Linked DNA regions of Homo sapiens: regions 1 and 2 are each linked to region 3. A link is a contact called in ENCODE Hi-C or POLR2A ChIA-PET data. All regions are on one chromosome and are shown on one strand. The core of a region is the stretch at or near the end of the contact, and the rest is flanking DNA. Distances in the headings are between cores, read along the strand shown.

What was found. A loop is a pair of places that touch in the nucleus more often than their neighbours do. ChIA-PET counts read pairs that join two places held with the same protein, here RNA polymerase II (POLR2A). Pooled maps may share reads with other maps.
Region 1: a pooled map shows a loop between it and region 3 (3-fold over the local background). The contact joins the enhancer-like site here to the promoter of EIF3A in region 3. A Hi-C loop is called at or near these places in 1 of 37 single-sample maps with no recorded cell type and 2 of 50 pooled maps. POLR2A ChIA-PET finds 5 or more read pairs at or near these places in 1 of 52 experiments (K562).
Region 2: a map of gastrocnemius medialis shows a loop between it and region 3 (5-fold over the local background). The contact joins the enhancer-like site here to the promoter of EIF3A in region 3. A Hi-C loop is called at or near these places in 2 of 168 maps with a recorded cell type or tissue (MCF 10A and gastrocnemius medialis) and 1 of 50 pooled maps. POLR2A ChIA-PET finds 5 or more read pairs at or near these places in 2 of 52 experiments (MCF 10A and activated T-cell).

What each region holds. Positions count from the first base shown.
Region 1 is chr10:118,969,037-118,972,346 of GRCh38, reverse strand. All of the region lies in intron 2 of LINC03036 (long intergenic non-protein coding RNA 3036), which reads left to right. Among named protein-coding and RNA genes, the nearest start is that of LINC03036, 59 kb to the left of the region's middle. Within about 2 kb of position 1,471, at least 2 of the 41 ENCODE cell types and tissues checked have a DNase peak (open chromatin) inside an H3K27ac peak, as active enhancers do.
Region 2 is chr10:119,005,775-119,009,166 of GRCh38, reverse strand. The region is part of intron 2 of LINC03036 (long intergenic non-protein coding RNA 3036); the gene reads left to right. Among named protein-coding and RNA genes, the nearest start is that of LINC03036, 22 kb to the left of the region's middle. Within about 2 kb of position 2,131, at least 7 of the 41 ENCODE cell types and tissues checked have a DNase peak (open chromatin) inside an H3K27ac peak, as active enhancers do; they include gastrocnemius medialis, where a contact is called at or near this core.
Region 3 is chr10:119,079,250-119,082,519 of GRCh38, reverse strand. It overlaps EIF3A (eukaryotic translation initiation factor 3 subunit A), which reads left to right and starts at 1,703. Exons shown (of 22, transcript NM_003750.4): 1 at 1,703-1,892. The coding sequence starts at 1,844. RefSeq lists enhancers at 1,489-1,783, 1,211-1,973 and a silencer at 1,979-2,238.

The sequences.
Region 1 (3,310 bases), core at 222-2,721, 110 kb after region 3:
TTCTGAGATCTGAGTGGGGGAAGGAGACTGTGGGTCTTGATATCCAATATGTAAGCTTTAATTTAATTTCCCGTTTTCAGTGCAGTTCCTCCCTCCCCACAGGTCCCTGGTGTCCCCCATTGCAGAGACAGCTGTGTTACTTTCTCTAGAGAATCAGGGTCCAGTCTCCCGCTGGGGCAGGAGGTGCATTTGGCCAACCATGAGGAGTGGGAGAAGTAATTAGGGTCTGTCTGCTTGCACAGACTTTCAGCTTCTCTTCCTGCTTTCAACCTCACTTTCACCCCTGCCACCAGGGGCAGCCGGCACTGCCCATCTCTCCATCATGGTGGGATTTCTTGGTGTAAACCAAGCTGAGTCTCAGCTTCCCCACTCAGCTTTCTTGATTCATCAGTTACCAGATTCCAAAAAGTTGTTCCTGCTGTTCCTCATCCTTTTTATTCTCATGTGTTTATTCCTTTAAAGCATCCCTTTTATTGTTTTAACGGGACTCAGGGAGGAATCGCAGGTGGATGTGTATCGGCCGTTATCTTTCATCACATGTGTTCACCATTACCATATAAAGAATTTGTCCTATCACTTTGTGTGGACATGTGAGTCATTTTAATTTTGGGAAAAGGCTCTTTAACAATTGCAAAGTTAACTATTCAGATGTAATTTATTTTCTGTGAGGCACAGGTTTCACTGTGAACCTTCCAGGTCGTGGCTGATGTCTGAAGACTGTATTGAACATTGATGGGACACACTTTTTTTTTTAAAATTTTAAGTTCTGGGATACGTGTGCTGAACGTGCAAGTTTGTTACATGGTATATGTATGCCATGGTGGTTTGCTGCGCCCATCAACTCATCATCTAGGTTTTAAGCTGCATATGCATTAGGTATTTGGATGGGACACACTTTTTAAGAACCAACTTGGTTCTTCTTTAGCTCAGACGTGTAATGGAATGTATCAGAGACGCCGCTGAGTGGTGAGCTTGGGGATTTCTGTCACACTTCTTCCTCTGTGTTGGTTTCAAGTCACAATGGCTGCTGCTATGTGTTTTACAGACTTTTTTTTTTTGTCCCCCAGGAGAGCTAGAGTTATGTATTTGGTTTTGTTTGGACGTAAACATTTCTTCCTCTATTGACCAGTGCCAGGATTTATAAAGTTGAACTCTGAACCATGGACTCAGAAATGTATTTCACTGAAATAAAAGAAGACAGAGTCTCCGGGCAGTGGATTTCCAGGGAGGTGTCTTGAAATAGGGATCCATGTGGTTCTATTTTTGACCAAGTGGTTCAGGCAGGAGGAGGGGTAACCGGAGGGGCCGGGGGTCCTTGGGGAAGCTGTTGCCTATGTGGTTCCCTGGTCTGCCAGTCAAGGAGGGGGTAGGCACAGCTGTGGCCAGGTTGAAGACCAGGTTTCTTGAGTAAGACCCCAGACAGCAGGTGGGGAGTGAGATGCCCAGAAATCCGGATTCTTGGCAGGTGGCCAAGCACAGTGAACTTTTCATGAACCGTTTCAGTGTCTCATCTTCCCTAAGGTAGAGGCAACTCTGAGGAAGGGGAAGGAGGCCATGTCACAAGAAAGAATCCAGACTTTGCTAGTTAAGAGGGCCCTCGTCTTACTAACTGGGCACACTTTTCCTGTAAAGTACGATCTATAAAGTAGTACATGGCAAACATTTTTAGGTTTTGTGGGCCTTTAAGGTCTGTGTTGCATTTTCCTTTCTTTCCTTTCTCTTTCTCTCGTCTTCCTTTTCCTCTCTTTCCACAACATTTCCCCCCTCACCCTCTCTCCTTTCATCAGAGACAGGGTCTTGCTATGTTGCCCAGGCTGGTTTCAAACTCCTGGGCTCAAGCAATCCTGCCTCGGCCTCCCAAAGTGCTGGGATTACAGGTGTGAGCCACCGAGCGCGGCCTTTTCTTTTTGTTTTATACAACCCTTTAAAACCATTCTTGGCTTGCTGGCCATATAAAGAGGCTGCAGGCTGGACATGGCCCCAGGGCTGCAGTTAGCCAATCCCTGCACCACACCGCCCGGTTTATTTCCCTCCTAGAGCCTCTCACAGTCTGAAGTCTTACTCTGTTTATTTTCTGTTTCCTCTGCCATAATGTGAACTCCCTAAGGGCTGAGGACTGGGCTGCTTTATTCTCTGCTGTGTCCTTAGGCCTATGGCAGTTAGGAGCAGAGAGCGGCCACTCGAATGTTGGCTGAATGAGTGGATGTGTTATTAGTTCTAGATGAAAATCTCCGGTAGCTCATCTGTGAAACAGGAGACCTTGAAGAAGTCATGTTCTGAGATTTTTTTTTTTTTTTTTGACACAGTCCCGCTTTGTCACCAGGCTGGAGGGCAGTGGTGCCATCTCAGTTCACTGCAACCTCCACCTCCTGGGTTCAAGTGATTCCCTTGCCTCAGCCTCCCGAGTAGCTGGGATTACAGGCACCCGCCACCACGCCTGGCTAACTTTTGTATTTGTAGTAGAGACAGGGTTTCACCATGTTGGCCAGGGTGGTCTTAAACTCCTGACCTCAAGTGATCCGCCCGCCTCAGCCTCCCAAAGTCCTGGGATTACAGGCGTGAGCCACCACACCCGGCCTCGTGTGCTGAGATTCTAATTCCCAGAGCAATGTGGGGATTTGGTTCTTCTATAGTTGTGTGTGGATTTCTTAGACCTCCCGGAGGGCTCCTGTGAGCAGGGGAGAGGAAAAGCAAACAGCCCAGGAGCTGTGGGCTGCCCCTCACCCCTCGCCCCTTCTTTCCACCGCCTCAGGCCCATTCTGCCCATGTGCAAAGAGGGATTTTTCTGTAAAAATGGGTCTTACCCTATCAATCTTCTGTTGATAACTTGCTGCCCCAGCTGCTGTACAAACACACATGATAGTCCAATTATTTAAAATCAGGTACAAGCACAGGCACTGGCCAATCAAGGCAGGTGGTGGCTACAAGGCCTCTCCGCCGACTTCTCCAGCCTTGGCCCAGGCTCTCCCCTGCACCTGGGCTTTTGCCACGACAAATGTTTCCACCTTCTTTGAATATCCCACGTCTCTCTTCTTTGTTGATGCCCTTTCTTCCACCTGGAATGGACTTCCCCAAGCTTTTTTTTTTTTTCTCTTTTGCCTGGTAAACTCCTATGCATCCTTTGAAGCCCAGCTCAACTGTCAGCTCCTCTGTCCCCCAGGCACTTAGCTGCTCCCTTATCTGCACTCCCATAGCACTTCAACCCTTCTTGGCCATATACTTCCGTGAGATTATTGTCAGTGATTTGGGTTTGTCTCTCCTCTGGATTTGGTCCTCAATGTCTGGCTCCTAAATGTACTCAATAGATGTT
Region 2 (3,392 bases), core at 882-3,381, 74 kb after region 3:
CCAGCTTTAATTCCCCTTTACCATGTAAGGTAACGTACTCACAGGTTTGGATGGCCGTTATTCTGCTTACCACACTAGCTGTGTGACCTGGGGGAAGTCATTTCCCCGAACGTGTTTCTTCATCTGTGACATGGTCTCTCAACCCCAGCACCATTGGCGTTTTGGGTTGGGTCATTCTTGGTTGTGGGCTGTGCTGTGCACTGTAGGATGTTTAGCAGCATCCTTGGCCTTTCTCCATTAGATCCCAGTAGTAACCGCCCTGCCCCCCACAGTGTGGCCACCAAACACATCTTCAGATTTTACCACATGTCCCTTGGAGGCAAAGTCACCCCTGTTTAAGAACGGATCTATGAAGTAGCTATTGTTCTCAACTCCTGCTGTAGTTGTACAGAAGATCAGACAAGATGGTGTATGGAAAAGGTCTAACATAGAGACAGTGCATAGCAAGGTGCCCCCAAATGACATCTCCCTGTATTTCACTTTTCTGAATGCACATACTGTTATAGTCATTAAAACTAAAGTTATGGTCGGGCGCGGTGGCTCACGCCTGTAATCCCAGCATGTTGGGAGGCTGAGGCAGGTGGGTCACTTGAAGTCAGGAGTTTAAGACCAGCCTGGACAACATGGTGAAACCTCATCTCTACTAAAAATACAAAAATTAGCCACACGTGGTGGCGCACGCCTGTAGTCCCAGCTACTCGGGAGGCTGAGGCAGGAAAATTGCTCGAACCCGGTGGGTGGAGGTTGAAGTGAGCCGAGATCACGCCAATGCACTCCAGCCTGGGTAACAGAGTGAAACTCCATTTCAAAAAAGGGAAAAAAGATAAAAACAACCCCAAAATTAAAGTTATTAAAAATCAACTCTTAGTAGTTGGGTGGTAGGCTTGAAGAGTGAATACCGCCAAAGGCAGCCAGGTGTGGTGGTACGTGCCTGTAGTCCTAGCTACTTGGAGGCTGAGGCAGGAGGATCACTTGAGCCTCAGAGTTTGAGGCCATCCTGGGCAACATAATGAGACCTTGTCTCTCTAAAAAAGAAAAAAGAAAAGAAAAGAAAAGAAAAAAATGTCCTCAAAGGCAAAGGGTGCCTTTTCATTGAGAACACTAAAAATAAATTTTAATTATTCAAATAGTGGATTAATTCCTATTATAAAAAATTCAGGCCGGGCATGGTGGCTCACGCCTGTAATCCCAGCATTTTGGGAGGCTGAGGCGGGTGGATCACGAGGTCAGGAGATTGAGACCATCCTGGCTAACATGGTGAAACCCCGTCTCTACTAAAAATACAAAAAATTAGCTGGGCGCAGTGGCAGGTGCCTGTAGTCCCAGCTACTCGGAGGCTGAGGAAGGAGAATGGTGTCAACCCGGGAGGCGGAGCTTGCAGTGAGCCGAGATCGCGCCACTGCACTCCAGACGGGGAGAGAGAGCGAGACTCTGTCTCAAAAAAAAAAAAAAATAATAATAATAATTCAAACATTATAGACAAGGATAATATTTTCCTTTATCTCCTTGACTCCCACTCTCTATCATTACCTCCCCGGAGGTGACCCTGGAGTGTTAGTGTCACGAAGGCAGAGACTTCACTTGTACTTTTTCATCACTTTATCTCCAGAGGCAAGAGTAGTGCCAGGCACACAGTAAAATGAATGGGTTTAGTGAGTATTCTTCAGTTCTTAAAAAAAAAGTTTGCTATATAAATCTCAGCGATTGTTATCATAATCCAGTTCCATATGGTCTGGATATAATAGCCATATTTACTATGCCATATGTTCAAGTTACTTAACCTCACAAAAGCTTAAATGGATAACAATACTACTGCATGGCGTGGTTGTGAGGAATTCCAGGCTTTTTGCCATGCATTTATACATGAACACACGCACATGCATACACACGCACACACACACACACTTTTTAATTTAGTATATCTGTGATTCCATACATTCTGCAGTTTGCTTTTATCATTTACTATGTCCTAGAGTCTTTCCAAGTCAGTATATATACTGCCACCTCATTCTTTTTTCTGCTATGAGGATGAATCATGGTTTACTTAAGAGATGATAACAAACTCTCTGGCCTCTCCTCCCGGGATCTGGCAGGAGCTCAGAAAACGAATCTCTTGCTAAATCTCTGTCTGGTTGAGTAAGGTGCTCTGCAGGCTGGAGGAGCCTGTTGATATTTTAGTTTTCATCAGCTGTGCAAATCTGTGAGTCTTTTTGGTTTGAGTGCGTCAGTCTTGTCTGGAAATCTACACTGGGACTATTTTTAGCCTGTTAGGCCAGGGGATCTGCCGCTCTGTGGTCCAGTTGGTCATCTGCAGGTGCAGTCTCCAGCAAACGATCACAAGCTCTTTAAGATGTGCCTGGGCTTGGGGGGACCTGTCTCGCGGGCTTTTGTGGAACCTTCAATTCCTGGATTGTAAAGCAGGGCTGCAGGTCTCCTGGGATGAGCTCCAGCCAAGAGGTAAGGGACTGGAGGGAGATTCTTGGGTCCTTTCCCAATTCTGCCCAGACTGTCTCTAAGGTGATGCATGGACACTGATGGGACATTTGCAGTCTGGACTCAGCCTCTGCCTCAGCTCCACGGAAGCTGCAAACATTCACACCTCTGTGCCTTTGCACAAGCCTCTTCCTCTGCCAGGAATACCCTTCCCTTCTTTTTTTTGAGACAGAGTCCCACTCTGTTGCCCAGGCTGGAGTGCAGTGGTGCGATCTCAGCTCACTGCAACCTCGCCTCCCAGGTTCAAGTGATTCTCATGCCTCAGGTTCCTGAGTAGCTGGGATTACAGGCACCCTTCCTCCTTTTTGGCCTTCGAGGCTCAGCTCAAGTGTCCCCTTTTCAGGAAAGCTTCCTCCTTTCCCATGCAGCAGAGCTGGTCACTTTGTCCTCCAAGACCCCAGGGACTTTGTACTTGCTACCTCCTGGCCACAAGGCAGGACAGACCGCTGCCACCTGTCTGTTCCCTTCACTGATGGGGGCTTCTGGAAAGAGGGACCCTCAGTGCTCTCCTGGTGCCTGGTACATCATGGGACTTTGCAAATATCTGTTGGGTGACAGAAGCTCAGTGACTGCAGAATAATGTGATGAGTGCCACTGGAGAAGGAGCTGAGATCATGTGATCGGGAAACAAGGGCTGTTTTCAAGGGGCCACGCCTAGCTGGCTCTGCTCAGGATGTGTCTCATCATCCTCAAAGTGGTCTTTACAGGCTGGAAAGAGAAACCCAGTGTCAGAGACATGAATTTAACTCAGCTGAAGTCTCTCTCAAATTTCTAGAAAAAGATTAGCGGAAGATGCTAATTATTACACTGGTGCAAAAGTAATTGCGGTTTTTGCCATTACTTTTCTTGGCAAAAACCGCAATTACTTGTGCACCAACCTAATATTTCAGTGATAGTAG
Region 3 (3,270 bases), core at 454-2,953:
GCTGGGATTACAGGCGCCCACCACAGCGCCCGGCTAATTTTTTTTTTTTTTGAGACGGAGTCTCGCCCTGTCACCCAGGCTGGAGCGCAGTGGCACGATCTAGGCTCACTGCAACCTCTGCCTCCCGGGTTCAAGCGATTCTCCTGTCTCAGCCTCCCGAGTAGCTGGGATTACAGGCGTTCGCCACCACGTCCAGCTAATTTTTTGTAACTTTAGTAGAGACGGGGGGGGGGGTTTCACCACTTTGGTCAGGCTGGTCTCGAACTCCTGACCTCGTGATCCGCCCGCCTCGGCCTCCCAAAGCGCCTGGATTACAGGCGTGAGCCACCACGCCAGGCCTAAGTTTTGTATTTTTAGTAGAGACGGGGTTTCGCCATGTTGGCCAAGCTGGTCTCGAACTCCTGACCTCAGGTGATCCACCCGCCCCAGCCACCCAAAGTGCTGGGATTACAGGCGCGACCCACCATGCCCGGCCGATTTCCTCATTCATTAATTCACATATCTCGTCTATTAAATGTGTAATACATTGACAATAATCTATTTCACTGCTGCCTTCTAAATTTTCCTTCTGGGCTGGGCGCGGTGGCTCACGCCTGTAATCCCAGCACTTTGGGAGGCCGAGGAGGGCGGATCACGAGGTCAGGAGATCGAGACCACGGCGAAACCCCGTCTCTACTAAAAATACAAAACATTAGCTGGGCGCAGTGGCGGGCGCCTGTAGTCCCAGCTACTCGGGAGGCTGAGGCAGGAGAATGGCGTGAATCCAGAAGGCGGAGCTTGCAGTGAGCCGAGATCGTGCCACTGCACTCCAGCCTGGGCGACAAAGCGAGACTCCGTTTCAAAAAAAAAAAAAATTTTTTTCCTTCTGAGCTCACCTTTATTTCGTACCAAGGGCTTGAGAATTAGATTCGGTTCAAATGGTTTTCAAATTCTAGGTAAAGTACTTCGTCTGCGAACATTAAAATTGTTAAGCAACAATAAAAGGGCCTCTCAGATTGATTTTTTTCACTAACACTAATTTTTCTTAATTTGTTTGTGACGTGCGCTGTATGTAAAAAGTGACGACACTCCTTTCCGTGTGTTTTCAAACACCAAGCAAGTCTGCTGTGCTCCAGGGCGTTTCGCCCTTTGCCAGGTCGCTGTCCCCATTCGCCCCCTCTGAGAGCCTCCATTTCTCAAGGCAATCCCTGTGACACAAACTTTTTACTTTACCAAGATATAAAAGAACCTTGCTTGTTTATTTTAGGCGTCACTCTTCCCCATGATTGTCTCTCACGGTTGAGCGGCGCTGACCTGATGACACCTGCTCACTGCGTTTTCGTTAAACTCAGCATTTTCACGTAGCCAAGACAGGCGATTCCCAGGCTGGATGGGACCTTACTGTAACTGCACGACTCCGCACAAGTCGCTTTGAAAACCAATCTGCAGACGTTTGCTTGTTCTCCAGACAGAAACTCTGACCCCACACTCACCCTTCCCACCCTAATTCTCGCTCGAAGATTGAAGAGCCTGTGAACTGTCTCCCTAACGCTATCCAGGACAGGCCCAAGACGGGAACTGGACCTTGCGCGCCTAGGACTCCGGCGCCGCCACGTCTGTCGGCGTGCGTGACGCCAGCGCGCTTGCGCGCACGGAGACCCGCCCCCTACATCCGGGGCCTGGGCGGCAGCAGGGCCGCCGCGGGGAGGTCACGTGGCTCCTTCCTTTCCGTCTCTGGCCGGCTGGGCGCGGGCGACTGCTGGCGAGGCGCGTGGGACCTTACGCTGGTTCCCCTTCGTCTCCTCTCCCGGCCCGGGCCACTAGAGAGTTCGCTGACGCCGGGTGAGCTGAGCCTGCCGCCAAGATGCCGGCCTATTTTCAGAGGCCGGAAAATGCCCTCAAACGCGCCAACGGTGAGTAGCTGATCGGGGCGCGCCGGGCTGGGGCGGCCCGAGGCCTCCGAGGTCGAGAGCGCGGGCCTGCTTCCCACTGCTCCGCCGCCCGGCCCGCGCGGGGAGAGGAGACCGATGCGGCCTGCCCGCCGCTGTCCCAGCCGGTGGTTGGGCATGGGTTTCCTTCTCACTCTATCGACTGGGGTCTGGGAGGCGCGTAGCCCGGAACCGTCGCCCCAGGGGCCTTTCCTTCCCCCTGCCGCCTCCGGGTGCGTCGCGGGGACCGCAGCCCGGGAGACAGCCCCTACCCGGACTGGAGCTCCCTCCTTGCTGCCTGCGTCCTCTGGCTCTCCAGGTCCCTGGGGCTTTGGTCTGCTTAGGGCCCGCGTCCCCGGCCGCCATCTGGGAGTGCCGGGGAGTAAGAAACATGGCTCCCTCCCGGGGACAATGCACGCGAGAGCCTCGGCTCCACCTCCTGCCCGGGCCGGGAGCCCTACGGACCCACCCCCGGCCTTCCCGCAGCCACCCCCGCTCTCCAAGCCGCGCTCAGTGCTTTGCTGGGTCGGCGTCCACTTACCCTTTACCCAGCTGCTTTATATCCACTTAGGGGCCTCTGACCCATTTAACCTGATTCCTGTTGTTTTGTTTTGTTTTTGTTTTTTCATTTTTCCTGGCATTGATTAGAAGCAGTCCTAAAGCCTGTTTCGAATCACTGGAAGTTGGAATAGAGTTAATGTAAAGGGACTTCAGGTCGCCTCTTAAAGATAACGAAACAGGCCTAGAGAGAGGTTTCCCCAAGGTCACTCCGGGAGTTGTTGAGCCAAGAGACTTAAAACCAACGTCTCTTGACATCCAGATCAGTCCTTTTTTCTCTTTTTTTCTGCCACAGTGCTGCTGTCTGCGATTTCTATTTCTATATGTGTACTTCAGCCATTGGCGCTTGAGGGAAAAACTTGTGTGCCCCGATCTCTCCAAGGCATTTATTACATTGGCGTTCTGGGGATGCACATGTTCTTGGCTAGGCTCTGGGCTTAAGAAACTTTGTGTAGGGTTTTTTTTTTCCCCTCTAACCGGACAATTTTTCTAATCGTTAGGGCATGGATAGCTCTTATTTTCATCCTTCCTTCACCGAAATAGAAGTTTCGGGTTTTACCCATGTTGTAGATGAATATACCTTGTGAGTTACAGTTTTATGTTTGGAGAGCTTATTTTGTTAGCTTCTTTGAAAATTCATCTTATGAAAATGGCAGTTTGAGTCAGCACATAAACTGATAATTTGGCAGAACCAGAGATATGTTGGTCATATACTTTTTAAAGTAAAAGTAACACTTTTTGTCGGGGAGGGAACTGGTCTGTGGAATAGGATAATTCCACATTGTGTGGAATGGAGTAATTGTTT